Regions from separate parts of the Homo sapiens genome. Here region 1 is linked to region 2. Evidence: read pairs that join two places in POLR2A ChIA-PET (ENCODE). Cell type or tissue: PC-3. All regions are shown on one strand. Region 1 overlaps FBXO34 (F-box protein 34). Region 2 overlaps FBXO34 (F-box protein 34).

The links. Peaks named below come from ENCODE experiments on the same cell type or tissue, not always from the same donor. Only the 100,000 strongest peaks of a DNase experiment are listed, where the experiment ranks them.
Region 1: POLR2A ChIA-PET joins it to region 2 with 12 read pairs; 18 of 35 experiments call an interaction of 5 or more read pairs at or near these places.

What each region holds. Positions count from the first base shown.
Region 1 is chr14:55,328,512-55,336,511 of GRCh38, reverse strand. All of the region lies in intron 1 of FBXO34 (F-box protein 34), which reads right to left. Among named protein-coding and RNA genes, the nearest start is that of FBXO34-AS1, 60 kb to the right of the region's middle. RefSeq lists an enhancer at 7,820-8,000. In PC-3, no CTCF peak of the experiment used is centred here; a DNase peak (open chromatin) is centred at 5,991; H3K27ac peaks cover 1,092 bases.
Region 2 is chr14:55,278,367-55,286,366 of GRCh38, reverse strand. The region is part of intron 1 of FBXO34 (F-box protein 34); the gene reads right to left. It also overlaps the pseudogene RPL34P28. Among named protein-coding and RNA genes, the nearest start is that of FBXO34-AS1, 10 kb to the right of the region's middle. RefSeq lists an enhancer at 6,657-6,756. In PC-3, no CTCF peak of the experiment used is centred here; no DNase peak of the experiment used is centred here.

The sequences.
Region 1 (8,000 bases), 50 kb before region 2:
ATGAGCCTTAAAATGTTCATTATGTACATACAGTGTAGACCCACAAACTGTCCGATTTGGAGTTAGGAAACTGGAATTCAGTGGTTCCCTGGGCCAGGCAGCTCTGCAGGGACTGATCTGAAGTCCCTCCCAACTGAGCCCCAGGCTGTCTGATGCAGTTGCTCCTTCCTGGTTCAAACAACGGGCACCAACATAAGTTCTTGCCCTATTCTACACCCATTACTGAAAACTGAACAGGAAATAAATCAGAAAGCAATTTTTAAAAGATAAAAAGAAAAGGAGACAAACACATGGGAAGTATAACAATAAAAAAGAACTGAAAGACAACAGCAGTCAAGACCAATCAATCCAATTCCTAATTAAATACATATAATTTTCAGTCCCTCATTCTGTAATCTAAATGAGCAGTTTAATTAGTACCTGAATCTGCCTTGTATAAGTGCACTTAACTTTCATACTTTAAAGACATATATATATAAACATTTAAATAAATGCATAGGAAATTTTACCATTCAAAGGTATCTCATTGGAAATCCTTTTATAACAAAAATAGTCACCTCCTACATTCAGTCATGTAGGAAGGGAAAATGACAGTACTAATTTTAAAATATTAATAGTGATGTAGCCATTAATATTTTTTGAACAGTTGGCATGTAGTTATACATTGCTCTAAAGAGCTTCATTATGTATATATGGATATAAATTTCATCTTCAGGACAATTCTATGAGCTAGATATAATAATTATTCCCATTTCATAAACATGGAAACTGATTGATTAAAAGTATAATAAGCATTTTTAAATGATCAATTATACAAATGGCAGTTCATCTTATATACTAAGTACTGGGTCATTTTTTAAAATGTGCTTTATAGAGGAATTTTAAACAAAGCCAAATGCACACTCATGTAACAAACAGTCAAATAGTCAAATGAGTTGCCTAAAAGTCACCAAATTGGTTGTACAGAGGTTCCTACATACACTATACTTATTATTGTATTTTATACACCCTCTAATCCCAGTGGTTCTTCATTATCTAAAAAGAAATATAAGTCACAGATCAAAGTCAGAAGTTTGTTTTAACAGAAATGTTTCCCATTGCCCAGGAAATGGCTGAAGATAACTGAACATACACAGACTCAAGATGAACAAAAAGCCAAAGGAAAGCATTACCTACCATCAACTCCTTAAGGGCAGGATCCCAGGTATGACATTTTTATAACCCCCCTACCCCCAGGATCAAGCACAGAAGACTTTTCACATAAGAGGCACTTTTCCATAAAAAGTAAACACCACAAACTACAACTGCATTCTAGTCCCCTACATCTTCAATCTGATCTCCAAATAAAGGAGGAAATAATGCTAAGGAACTCCTTTGACTAAAAGCACCTGCCCTTCACCTGAACTCCTTTGACTTGAAAACACCTGCCCTTCACCTGCCCTCCACTCAATCCACTGCAATGGGTCAACTTAACTTGCTGGGTGGGAAACCCAGTTTGAAAAGGCAAGCCATCCCACTCTGGGGACCATTTCATAAACCCTATTCCCCAAATCCCACTATACCTCCCACAAGGAAGAGTTTGTTCTACCACAAAACTACCTTATTTCTCTAGAAGTCTGACCATCTTGTCACCAATGGATGAAAACTCAGCGCAGCAGTGGTCAATCTTTTTTGGATGCTGGACCCTTCCGAACATGTGAGAAAAGGTCTAAGTTCTCTGCCACCCAAAAATACCAAAGCACATACATAAGTGATTTTGGTAGGATTTTGGGGAAAGCTCCAGGGCTCCTGATGAAGAGCTTCCGCCTGAGTTCCTCTAACTTGCCCTTCATGTTCACAGTGGCCTGATCCTGTCAATTTTACTTTTCCTCTCTGCTTTGTGAGCATCTTTATCATGCTTTACCCACTGCAACTACTGAAACCACTTCTCCAACTGGCTCCTCGTTGCCCAGATCACATCTACTGCCCCACCCCCACCCCATCAATATTACCCAATGGCTACTAACTACATGCCTCCGTTGAATTCCCAGAACTGTGCCTTCCCAGTTTCTACCCTGGGACACTTCCCAGGTTCTACCCTGTCTTCAAGATAGAAGTAATCTTATTCTTTTCTGTGTCCATCACAGGGCACACAGCACAGTGCCCTGTACATGTAAGTACTCATTAGAGTGAATGTGCATCAAACCCTAAGGACTTAAACCAGCCAGTCAGCAAGCATCTCATAACTGGAAGTTTATGAGTCTGACTAATCAACCCTTGAGCAGCCCATGAACTTAATGCAATTAAGCAGCTCCACCTGATTAGCGCCCTGCTTTCTCTGAGATGAGCGGTGGAAAAGGTGGAGAAAAAGAGGCCACTCTTCATCTTGGTTACTGTTCTGCAAAGCACAACAGGCTCTGGCTTGTGTAGCAGCTTTTTTCCAGCACTCTATTTACTAAAACATTCCTATGTAATCAGATTTTAAGGAAAATTCTACTCAGCAGCCATGTGTAAACAAACACTTCCACAATAAAGTTATTTAACTTAATACTATCAGTTTAACTAGAATAAAAACAACTTTCATGTTGTTAATAACCTCCAGGACGGAACAATCTAGACACGCAGGCATTCAGCTATGAGTTAGGTGACCTCCCTCTCATTTTCAAAGCACCAAACCACATCCTTTAAATACTAAAATATACAGACACTAAGTCCCAACAAGAAACACTATAAAGTCTCCCCATGAGTCTTTACTACATTAAACACAGCTGTCTAATAGGGTCATGTTTACATAGATTTAAAAAAAAAAAGCCACCCCAGCATTAGCACTAACAAAATTCCTGATAAAAAAGACTCCTACACACCCAAACTAGAAAGGAACAGGACACCAACAAGCTTAAAAATACTTCTATCTTTAAGGTTTATGTTATAAAAACATAATTAAACTATATCCTGTTAAGTTTACATTTTGGTTATTTCTGTGTAACAGTTTTTATATATTTTTAAGAGCCACAAGGTTTTATTAATTACTTCAATAGGAAACTCACTTCCCTGGTTCTAGATTGTCAAGTATGCACAGTTCACACCCAGAACCATTAGGTACTTCAATTATTAACAAACCAAACCACAAAGGAGAATCTGATACCCAAGATCAGATTTTAGTGCTGGGTTATTAGATGGTAAAACTAGAGCACAGCAAACAGCAAAACCAAGAGGGTCGAAGTAAAGGGGAATGTGGTAATAGTCAGAAATTATACAAAACTCCCTCAACAAAAATTTCTGAGAGTAAGCTTATTCTCACTTTCCTGTTACCAATCTTAGAGACAACTAATAGTACAAATAAAGAACAGTAATCATTCCAGCAGTAACCACAGACTGCTGGGATTTGTGTCTTGTGGGTCCAGCTTTTTCCTTCTCCCTCAAAGCAGGAGGCAAGGTCACCTTGTAGCTAACAATAGCCCACTAGAAAGAGAAAACACGCACATCTTCCCTAAACATAACAGCACCTGAGCTGGAAGGAATGTTTTAAATCGACAAAGTATTTTCACAAACATCTCATTTGGCCCTCTTTCTGTTCCCAAATTCACCTGCATCTTGGGGCTAATGCGCCAGCTGATCAATCCTTCTCCCCAGTCTCTGTCCGCTAGTGGCTCTCATGTCACCACAAACAGTGCCTCGTACCCCTCAGTATCTCCATACCTCACAACCTGCAACCACTGCACAGAAAAGATAAAAGTTTAGAAAGTGAAACTTGCTGAAGATCACCGTAGCTACAGAAGTAGCCATTACATCAAAAGTCAACATTTTCTGATAAACTAAAAGTTCAAAACATACCACATTTTAAGTTATAAAAAAATCTAAATAATGAGGTACACCAAGTTCTCCCTATGAAAACATTTGACAATATGTCCATACTAACACTCAGTCCCATCATGTATTATACTTCCCTCCTAGTTTTAGAAAGCAAAGTAAAAGACAATCTGAGAAAGAGCTTTTTATCCAAAAACACTTCTACAATAATCAACAAATAATTAAACATTACCCAGATGCAAAACAGAAGTTAATCTGCATTACCTGGGATCTTATGAAGAGGTGATAGCTCCAGACCTCGGTTCACACTTAGGCAGACCTTTTAAAAATCAGTTCATTTTTACATAACGACACTTTGAAGGACAGTAACATTTGCCATAATTATTGCTACTATGTATGGAATGTATAGGTGAGAAAAATGCCCAAGGATAATCAAAAAGGATGTACTTTAGAGCTCGTGCATTTACTAACGATTTAACACCTACTATGCTCCAATGTGCTAGCAAACCTGATTTAATGAATGAAAATGAAAGCCAGAAGATGTGTGATCAAAGATTCCAGTTGCAGTTCAAGTGGAGAAAAGTAGTGAGAATGAGTTATATATTAAATTTATATATATATTTAAATATATATATATATTTATACATACCACCACGGTGGTATATATATATATATTTTTATATATACCACCACGGTGGTATATATATATTTTTATATATACACCACGGTGGTGTATATATATATTTTTATATATACACCACGGTGGTGTATATATATATTTTTATATATACACCACGGTGGTGTATATATATATTTTTATATATACACCATGGTGGTGTATATATATATTTTTATATATACACCCCGGTGGTGTATATATATATTTTTATATATACACCCCGGTGGTGTATATATATATATATTTATATATACACCATGGTGGTATATATATATATATATACATATATATATATATACACACATATATATATACATATATATATACATATATATATACATATATATATATATATACACATATATATATATACACACACCATGTTGGTATATATATATTTTTATATATTTTATATATATTTTTATATATTTTATATTTTTTTATATATATACACACACACCATGTTGGTATGTGTGTGTGTGTATATATATATATCACGCCTCAATTTAGTTTTCCAAACTCTAACCAAATTAATATCAAAATAATATTGAGGTGTTATGTATTTATTTGCTCTTTATAGCTGCATATATATTTGTAACATAGAAATTAGAAAATTACATCTATACTGAAGAACCTCAATACATTTCTTCTTTTGGATATAATTCATACCTTACTCAAATTTACAAACTACTACTCCAGAACAGAAATTATTCAGTGCAGGAGAGGATGAGAGTGGCATAGGAAAAGCCATTAATATATTTTTACCAGAGAAATTCAATAAAAACCACAAAGAAGGGAGAAATTTCTAGCCAGTCTCCTCCAAATATGCAACACTGGAATTGTGCTCAAATTGAAACTACCTAGTGGGGCCTAAAGAGATCAGGGTATTATAATAGAAGCCCAATCTGTAACCTTGGTGAATTTTCTTCTGTTTCACAAGTCTAAAAAAAATTTCCTGTCTCTAATTTGAATGTTCAAGCAATCATTTCTCCTATTCAAATCCCACAGTTTGGGAGCTAAATTATCAAACAGATCTTTTATTCACTCACTCAATATATACTGAGCATCTGCTATGTACCAAGCACTCTTTCAGAGACTGGGGATACAGAAGTGAACAAAGCACAAAATCTCCATCCATAGAAAAGGTTATGTTCTAGCTGAGAGACAGATTAATAAGGTACACAGTATATAAAAGGCTATGGAGAAAAAAGGGAGCAAGGTATGTGTGTGCCATACACAAATTACTGATTGATTGAACCAGGGTCTCACTCTGTTGCCCAGGCCGAGTGCAGTGGCGTGATCACTGCTCACTGCAGCCTCGAACTCCCAGCCTCAAGCCATCCTCCCACCACAGCCTCCCAAGTAGCTGGGACCACAAGCATATACCACCACTCCCAGCTAATTTTTTTTTACTTTAATTTTTTTTGTAGAGATGTCTCACTATGTTACCCAGGCTGGTCTTGAACTCCTGGGCTCAAGCAATCCTCCCACCTCCGCCTCCCAGAGTGCTAGGATTACAGGTGTGAATCACCACAAATGACTTAGTCATAAGATTTCGGAAAGCTATTTTACAGTCATGCAGATCATAGAACAAAAAGTTTTGAAAAATAAAACCCACAAAAAGAATATAGTATGAGTGCACCCATTTATATGACAAATCCAGAATGGGATGAGAACATCAGGGTAACAGAGAGAAACAAAACGGCACAAAAAGAAAGATCTTTTTGAAACTGAATCTGATCCTGGTGTGTGCTCAAACCATTCCTAAAACAGATTTGAAACAAATTTAGAAGAACACTTACGGAGACAAAAAAAACTTAAAAGGGAAAGTATGTGGAAAGAACACCCACCAATCAGGTTAAAATGTCAGATTTTTAAGTCGCTGTTTGTTAGCAATTAAGTGTAGTATTTCCCAAGTTTACAAAACTAAAACTAAATTTGGATGGAAGAGAAAAGTGACATCATGGCTATCTGATGCCACTGAACTCTAAATTCCTTGCACACTTACAGAAACGCACAAATCTAAAACTACAGATAAATGCCCTCCACAGGTCCTCATTTGGGAAGACAGAAAAGGAGGAAGAGGAACACCAGTAGTAGAGAAACAAAAAAACAGGCCAGTCAAGCAGTTTAAAAATATATATATATATTTTATCTTAATGTAAAAACGCTAGTCAAAAAGGTAAAGAAAACACCACTGAAAGCTGATAGTTTTCCTGGCACGGAATTAGGAAAAGAGGAATAGTAAGGCTTAAAGAGGCTAAGAGAAAATATTCAATATGCTAGTCAAATTTAATCAGAGAAATCAAATTACTGTGAAATTTTCTTTCTGGTCTTAAAAAAAAGGACTTCAAGCCAAAATGCTGTTTTTAAAAAATAGGTCCACAGATATTTTAATCCTATTCCACCATTTCTACCCAATTCCTGCAAATCTCAGAAACAAACTCAGATGACTCCTCAAAAATACTACTGAATAGAAAGTTAAACCTTTAGAAAAGGAGTGATTCAAGTGTCAAGAAACATAAAACCTGGTGAAACATCCTTTAAGATTACTGAATTGGTTTATTACACACTTTCTTCAGGTGAAACAATTGAATGCATTTTTAACTTTCTAAGTGTTCATATTCTAAGCCTGAACTAGTTTCCTTGACTGTTCTAAAGCTTTCTAGATGATTTACTGCAGTATGTTCCTTCTAAAGATGTCTGATCTCATCCATTACCAACTAATTCTCCCCAATTTTCTCAGTCATCTCAAAGTTAACTAGTACACATCTTAAGGAGAGGAGTCTACGACACATTCATTCCTGCAACAAACATTCTATAAAATTAAATTGAAACAATTTTAAGACTGGGACAATATATGAGAAAAGAACTCAGCTGCATGAATTTTAGAAATAAACCACGTTTTAAAGACATTTTTCACAAATCTCCCTCAGCCCTTTCCTGGGCCTTTAGGCTACTCCACTCTCTAGGAACTTCTCATTAAGTACAATCATTCTGCAACAGGATTGATTGATACACGGGGGGGACAATTTGAGTAAAATGGGAACTGTTTGCTAATGTACTATACTTTCTGTGAAGAATACTAGGTACACATACACAAAGGCATACAGCTGGACCCAGCCCCATGGGAATACAAAATGCACACATGCTTACATCTTAAACATCATTTTGAAAACACAGGCATCAAACACACACCCTATCATACTGTTTTCCTGGAAAATTTAAAATATCCTGTGAGTTCACTGCAATACCCCAGGGCACCTCAAACAGTTTAGGAATGAATACCCCGACTGGATCTCACAGCTCTAAACATTACCTACGTGTTTCTCCAAGTGGCTAACCCAAACCTCTCTCCAGGACTACAAGTTTGTATACAGTAGTTTATCCTTATCCATGGTTTTGGTTACCCAAGGTCAACCATGGTCCAAAAATAGTAAATGGAAAATTCCAGAAACAATTAAGTTATCAATTGCACCCCATTTGTAGAAGTGTGATGAAATCTCTGCTCCATCCCATGCAGGATGAGAAT
Region 2 (8,000 bases):
GAAAGCCAAAAGTTACACCGAGGTTCATTAATGAAGGCTTGATATGGTTTTCTTCTAAAAGGGAAAAAAACTAAGTTTGTGTCTGCCAAGAACATTAAATTGAATTCACGTCGAATCTTCAAGAATATCACTCTTACTTTAATAAACCAAGAAGTCTAACATCCTTTAAAAGTAGAAAGATGGGAAGTTACACTCATTTTTTACAAATTGGGAAGGGAAAGAGGTAGAGATTAATTTTCTCTTCTAAGTTATTGATTGGAAGGAATTTGGAAGGAAAAAAAAGAACTAATCAAATTTTCATACAGCATTCTCCATGAATACTAAATAAGCAGTATAAATACAAGCATGTGGGTTACTCAAATTCAATTCTAACGAATTTTGACTGAACATCTAAAGATAGAGGGTATTCCTGATTCTATGGGAAACAAAGATTAGTAACTGTCAGACCACTCCTTAAGGGACTTATGCAAGAGTCCAAAATCTTAACACTTTTAACAGGAATTCTCACTGGATTATGACTTCAGTAACACCAACATGTATTTAAATCATAGCCATTAAACATGAGAAACATGAACAAGTGTTCAGTTCAACAAGTGTTCGGTTAAAGGAACACTTGAAACACCTGAAAAGACCTTTAATGAAATAAAACTTGAATATTTAAGTAGACCAACAAATGAGCTGGCAGGGAGATTTTAATTGCTAAAACTAATACCTTTTAAGGAGGCATGTTCTCCTTCTAGTTATGTCCCCTAAAAGGGGATGGAGGAAATCCCATGAAGTGTTCATAAAGGAATTTTTTTTTTTTTAAAGAGACAGAGTCTCACTATGTTGCCAATGCTGGACGGCAGTGGTTATTCACAGGCACGATCCCACTACTGATCAGCATGGGAGTTTTGACCTGCTCTGTTTCCAACCTGGAAACCTCCCTTCACCCCACCTTAGGTAACATGCTGTTCCTCGACTCCCAGGAGAAAGAACAATTTTTTTTTTTTTTCTGAGACAGAGTTTCGCTCTTGTTGCCCAGGCTGGAGTGCAACTGCACTACCTCGGCTCACTGCAACCTCTGCCTCCTGGGTTCAAGCCATTCTTCTGAATCAGCCCAAGTAGCTGGGATTCCAGGAATGCGCCACCACGCCTGGCTAATTTTGTATTTTTAGTAGAGACAGGGTTTCTCCATGTTGGTCAGGCTGGTCTCAAACTCCTGAACTCACGTGATCCGCCCACCTCGGCTTCCCAAACTGCTGGTATTACAGGCGTGAGCCACTGTGCCCGGCCGGAACAATTCTTGAAAGAAGCTTTACAACTGATCTTTGCAGTTTTTTTTTTTTTTTAACCTCACCTGGCCAGAGAGAATGTTCTCTGCATTTTAAAATAGGACAATTAAAAGCAAGATAAACATGGTAAAGATTCACAAAACAAAACAAGACAACTGCAGTAAGAACCAAGGTAAGGCCAGATATGGTGCTCAAGCCTGCACTCTCACAGCATTTTGGGAGGCTGAGGAGGGAGGATCACTTGAGTCCAGGAATTCAAGACCAGCCTGGGCAAAGGCGTGAAACCCTATCTCTACAAAAGATACAAAAATCAGCTGGACGTGGTGGCACATGCCTGTAGTCCCATCTACTCAGGAGGATGAGATGGAAAGATTGCTTGAGCCTGGGTGGTTGAGGTGCAGTGAGCTAAGAATGCACCACTACACTCTAGCTTGGGTGACAGAGACCCTGTTTCAAAAAAAAAAAAAAAAAGTAACAAAATTTTAGGTAACCACAAACACTCAAAATCCAGAGGCTAGGTCCCTGAATCAAATAAAAAGAGAAGAAAATAAATCATTCACTTTTTTTTTTTTTTTTTTTGGAGACAGAGGTTCACTCTTGTTGCCCAGGCTGGAGTGCAATGGCACAACCTCGGCTCACTGCAACCTCCACCTCCGAGTTCAAGAGATTCTCCTGCCTCAGCCTCCCGAGTAGCTGGGATTACAGACATGTACCACCACGCCCGGCTAATTTTGTATTTTTAGTAGAGACAGGGTTTCACCATGTTGGTCAGGCTGGTCTCGAACTCCTGACCTCAGGTGATCTATGAGCATCAGCCTTCCAAAGTGCTGGGACTGCAAGCGTGAGCCACCGCACCCAACCCATATACTGTAATTTTTAAGTGTAAAAAAATTTTATACCCTACAGTCTTAAAAATACATGCAATTAGCACTAGGCATGGTGGTGCATGCTTGTAAGTCCTAGCTACTCAAGAGGCTGAGGCAAGAGGACTGCTTGAGCTCAGGAGTCTGAGGCTGCAGTAAGCTATGACCGTGCCACTGCACTGCAGTCTGAGCAAAAGAATGAGACCCTACCTCTAAAAATACATACACATACATACACATACACACACACACAGACACACACACACACACACACACACACACACATAGTCTTAGAATGTAAAGTCACGTTTTAATTTTAGGAAAAGTTATAACCTCCTACCAGCTAATAAAACAAAAATGTGAACTCTCCAGTAAAGTTAGTATTTTTTTGGACTTTAATAACCAATTTTATTATATTTACCTAAAAGGGGGGAAAACACAAAGTGTTAAATAAAAAGAATAAATTCTTGGCTGGGCATGGTGGCTCACGTGCCTGTAATCCCAGCACTTTGGGAGGCCAAAGCAGGCGGATCATGAGGTTAGGAGTTCAAGAACAGCCTAACCAACATGGTGAAACCCCATCCCTACTAAAAATACATTAGTCGGGCATGGTGGTTGGCTCCTGTAATCCCAGCTACTCAGGAGGCTGAGGCAGGAGAATCGCTTGAACCCAGGGGGTGGAGGTTGCAGTGAGCTGAGATCACACCACTGCACTCCAGCCTGGGCAACAGAGTGAGACTGTCTCAAAAAAAAAAAAAAAGAAAGAAAAAAAGAATAAATTCTTACAGACTGCTATTTGCCAAAGAATATAAATATCTGTAAAATTATGCTAAAAGAAAAAGTGATGGAAATATAACTAATACACTTAACATACTACCTCGCATATAAAATAGGTTGTAATAAATCGGCTGTGAAATTCCACAAGTTAAAAATGTTGGTGTATTTTTTTTTAGCTTTTTATCAATCTAATCATAGCCTATGTTAAGTAAAATACAGCAAAGAAAATGTCAAATGAAAGACGATTCAATAAAGCATAAAGCTCTTAAGGCCCTCCCTGGACTTATTTTCAGGAAACATTTTGATAGTCCTTCGTTCCACAAATGAGCTAAAATATAGTGACGATGGTAGAGCTCTTCATCCAAGAAAGAAGACAGCCTGAACAAGAGAAACCTATTCCCTAGGGTTAAAGTGACTAGGGTTTGTAAAAAAGTACTGACAACCTCCAGAGAATAATCCTGATGACTGAACTTGAAATAAAACCTCTTGCCCTACTTTGGAAACAAGTTTGCCTCTCCTGGTTTCTGGACAATAAAGCAAAAGTGTCCTTTGAGACTACCTTACGAAACTCAAATTTCATCTTCAGAAACTCCAACTAATCAATAATTCCCTATTCTGTAGTTCCAAGAATGATTCTACAGTTTCAAATAAACTACTCAATGAACAAAATTAATCTTTTTAATTGTCATAAAGCAAATGAACACCAACTCCTACAAATGAATCTGCTAAAAAGTGTCTAAGTTAACAAGCAGAGTAGAAAACACAGCAACTGCTTTTTTTTCCGGGGACATTGTCTACAGTCACTCAGAATGGTCCAGTGTATGACATACAATCATCAGCTTTCCTACAACACAGCCTTCAACAGAAATAGGGTGTCCCAAGCCCCTGGCAATAGAACTGTTTACCAACCAAGAAGGTTGGGAAAGGCACAAGATTGGCATGTGGCATGTGCCCAGACAGACTTCGAGGGGTTTGTGCCGTGAGATTTAAAGTTCTTATAATGCTGTCTACAATGAAAAAAACATGTCAGCAGGGCCTATCGTGGTCCAATGTGTGCTAAATGAATCCATGACAGGATCAAGGGTGCCTTCCTTATCAAGAAGCAGAAAATCATTGTGAAAGTGTTGAAAGCACAAGCACAGAGTCAAAAAGCTAAATTTGGCGGGGCGCGGTGGCTCAGGCCTGTAATCCCAGCACTTTGGGAGGCTGAGGCGGGCGGATCATGAGGTAAGGAGATCAAGATCATCTTGGCCAACATGGAGAAACCCTGTCTACTAAAATACAGAAAATTAGCCAGGCATGGTGGCATGCGCCTGTAGTCCCAGCTGCTCGGGAGGCTGAGGCAGGGGAATCGCTTGAACCCGGGAGGCGGAGATTGCAGAGAGCCGAGATCGTGCCACTGCACTCCAGCCTGGCAACAGAATAAGACTCTGTATCAAAAAAAAAAAAAAAAAAAAAAAAGCTAAATTTAAAAATGAAACTTACTGGAATAAACAATTCATTTCAAAAAAACGTAAAGCTACAAATTTACATAGCCCAGCTATGTCCTTTCTAAAGATAAGGAAAAGCTAAGCCTTCGATATGTGCCTACAATTCAGGGATAATATATGAAGCTTAGAATTTATTAGGGGAGATAAGGCTCATTACACGTGAAACAAAGAGCAACAAGCAACAGTATACAATGAAATGCCAACGTGCTGAGTGGCTAAGTACTCAATATACACCATAGAAATTTGGGAAATGGTAAGGATGTTACAGAGGGATTGGTGAGTCCAACAAGGTTTTATGGGAATAGACTTCGTAAAACAGATGTAATATTTGGAGAAATGAAAGGAGAAAGCAAGGCTGAGGAAACTGCCTGAATACCAGGTTTATTGCAGGGAGTCCCAGAAAATGAAGAGGAAGGGTGGGACTATCTTATGACGTCTAAACCTAGAGCAGGTTCTCATTTGGAGAGTAACATCATCCCGCTGGAATTTTTGTCCAACTAACCTGCCAACTGTGTATAAGATTGAAGGGGGCAAATATGGAATTATAAAAAAACGTCATAGAGACAATTACAGAAATCTAAATTCACAATGATCATTGGTCTAGATCTGTCCTATCCAATACAGCAGCCACTAACCACATGTGGCCTTTGGCACCTGAAATATTAGTAGTCTGAACTGAGATGTGCTTTTTTTTTTTTTTTTTTTTTAAGGAGTCGGGTCTCACTCTGTCATCCAGGCTGGAGTCCAGTGGCACGATCATAGCTCACCATAACCTAAAACTCCTGTGTTCAAGAGATTCTCCTGCCTCAGCCTCCCAAGCAGCTAGGACTACAGGCATGGGCTACCATGCCCAAAGGGATATGCTTTAAGTCTAAAATGCACACCAGACTGTAAACTATTTCAGTAATTTTTATATTGATTTCAATGTGAAATCATGTTCTGGATATATTGTGTTAACGTATTTTTTAAATATTTTTCACCTGTTTCTTTTTCCTTTTTTAATGTGGCTAACTAGAAAATGGTAAATTACATACATACAAGGTTCATATTATAGTCATCCCTCAGTATCCATGGCGGATTGGTTCCAGGACCTCCCTTGGACACCAAACTCCATGGATGCTCAAGTTCCTGATATATGGCTGGGCGTGGTGGTTCACGCCTGTAATCCCAGCACTTCGGAAGGCTGAGGCGGGAGGATCACGAGGTCAGGAGATCGAGACCATCCTGGCTAACATGGTGAAACCCCGTCTCTACTAAAAATACAAAAAATTAGCCGGGCGAGGTGGCGGGCACCTGTAGTCCCAGCTACTTGGGAGGCTGAGGCAGGAGAATGGTGTGAACCTGGGAGGCGGAGCTTGCAGTGAACCAAGATCGCGCCACTGCACTCCAGCCTGGGTGACAGAGTGAGACTCCATCTCAAAAAAAAAAAAAAAAAGTTCCTGATATAAAATGGTGTAGTATTTGCATATAACCTACGCACATTCTACCGCATACTTTAAACAAACTCTAGATTACTTAAAATACCTAATACAATGTAAACGCTATGTAAAGAGTTATGCTGTACTGTCATGACAAGAAAAAAATAATCTGTACACGTTCAATACAGATGTAATTTTTTTTCCTCAGGTATTTTCCATCTGAGGTTGGTTGGATCCATGGATGATAAACCCACAGATAGAGGGCTATTTCTACTCAACAGCGCTGCTCTACATAGTTATCTCAACTTTTCTGGTTCTCCCATTCCCATTTTTTAAAACATTTTTAACATGTACCCACAAATATGATGTGATATATATACATGTATGTACATATATCATGTACTAATATATTTTACATACATATAAAATGTATATAAATACTAGTAGGATGAGAAGAATAAACAGAAGTTTCAATATTTTTCTTTCCACAATCCAATGGACTAATCCACACACTACCACACTGGAGGTTTAAGATATTATCAAAGAGACTAAACACAAAAAGGCAAATGCAAATGAAAGTTTCACTAAAACTTAATGACTGGTTGACCATGGAGGTAAAGGGAGAGGATGGACATAATGCTATTTGCTACTCAGTATCTACTGGCTCTTTATTTAGGGGCACTTAGCAAATTCTTCCAGATCCTGCCATCCACTGCTTCTTGATTTTCCCTTGGAAATCCACTTCCTCTCCCATGATGCTGGTTAGGAGGGAATGACCCCCAGCTCCAGAGGTAGGCCCAGGCTGGCTAAACTAATTAGCAAATCCTATTTCTCTTGCCTTAATGGTTCATTCAGAAATGACAACATAACCCAAAGTCAATGAGACACAAGAATACATTTCTTGAACTTCTAGGAAGAGAAACTCTTCTAGCAGTGGTTCTTAAGCTGAGGTTCACACATACTCCAAGGGTTTATATATAGAATTCAGGGTGTCGTTAAACTGAGAAAAACAAATTACATCTTTACTTTAACCTCTAACTGAAATTTAGCATTTCCTTTCACTGTGAATTCAGCCAAAACACCACAATAGTATTATATTAGCAATATCTGTTCATTTTGTCACCAGTAGAAATCACAGTTTATTTATTTTCCTATCACATGATCTTTCGTTACAGATACCTCCAAATAGTAATAATACTCATCACCACTTGGAAATTATTAGACCCCACTAAATATATTTTTTCCTTTTTTTTTTTTTTTGACGGAGTCTCGCTTATGTCGCCCAGGCTGGAGTGCAGTGGCATGACCTCAGCTCACTGCAGCCTCCGTCTCCCGGGTTCAAGCAATTCTCTGCCTCAGCCTACCAAGTAGCTGGGATTACAGGCACCCACCACCATGCCCAGCTAATTTTTGTATTTTTAGTAGATGGGGTTTCACCATCTTGACCAGGCTGGTCTCCTGACCTCGTGATCCACCCACCTCGGCCTCCTAAAGTGCTGGGATTACAGGCGTGAGCCACCACGCCCGGCCTTCACTAAATCTCTTTAATAAAGAAACAGGGTGGGCATGGTGGCTCACGCCTATAATCCCAGCATTTTGGGAGGCCAAGGCAGGAGGATGGCTTGAGCCCAGGAACTCGAGACTAGCCTGGGCAACATGGCGAGACCTCATCTCTACAAAAAATTTAAAAATTAGCTGCGTGTGGTGGTGCGCACCTGTGGTCCCAGCTACTCAGAAGGCTGAGGTGAGAAGATCACTTGAGCCTAGGAGGTTCAGCTGCAGTGAGCCTTGTTAGCACCACTGTACTCCAGCCTAGGCAACAGATCAAGCACCTGTCTCAAAAAAAGAAACAGGTATTACCAACAATTTTTTAAAATACTTTTATAACTACATTTTAATGTAACTAGTTTTCTTTGTACAGTAGTCCTATGTATTTTCCTCTGGACTTGATAGCATGAGGTTGTAGGGCTTGAGCTGCAACAAACATGTGAACACAAAGGGACCAAAACCACGGAAGCTGAGCTCATTAAATAAAGGAAGAGAAAGATTAAGTCTGATCACACAAGTATAACTGAATCAAGCCTCAACTTTGGACTTTTTAATATTGTGAGCCAGTGAATTTGAGTTGGTTTTCTGTTACATCTGCATTAAAAAAATCTAAATGATACAGTTTTCAAT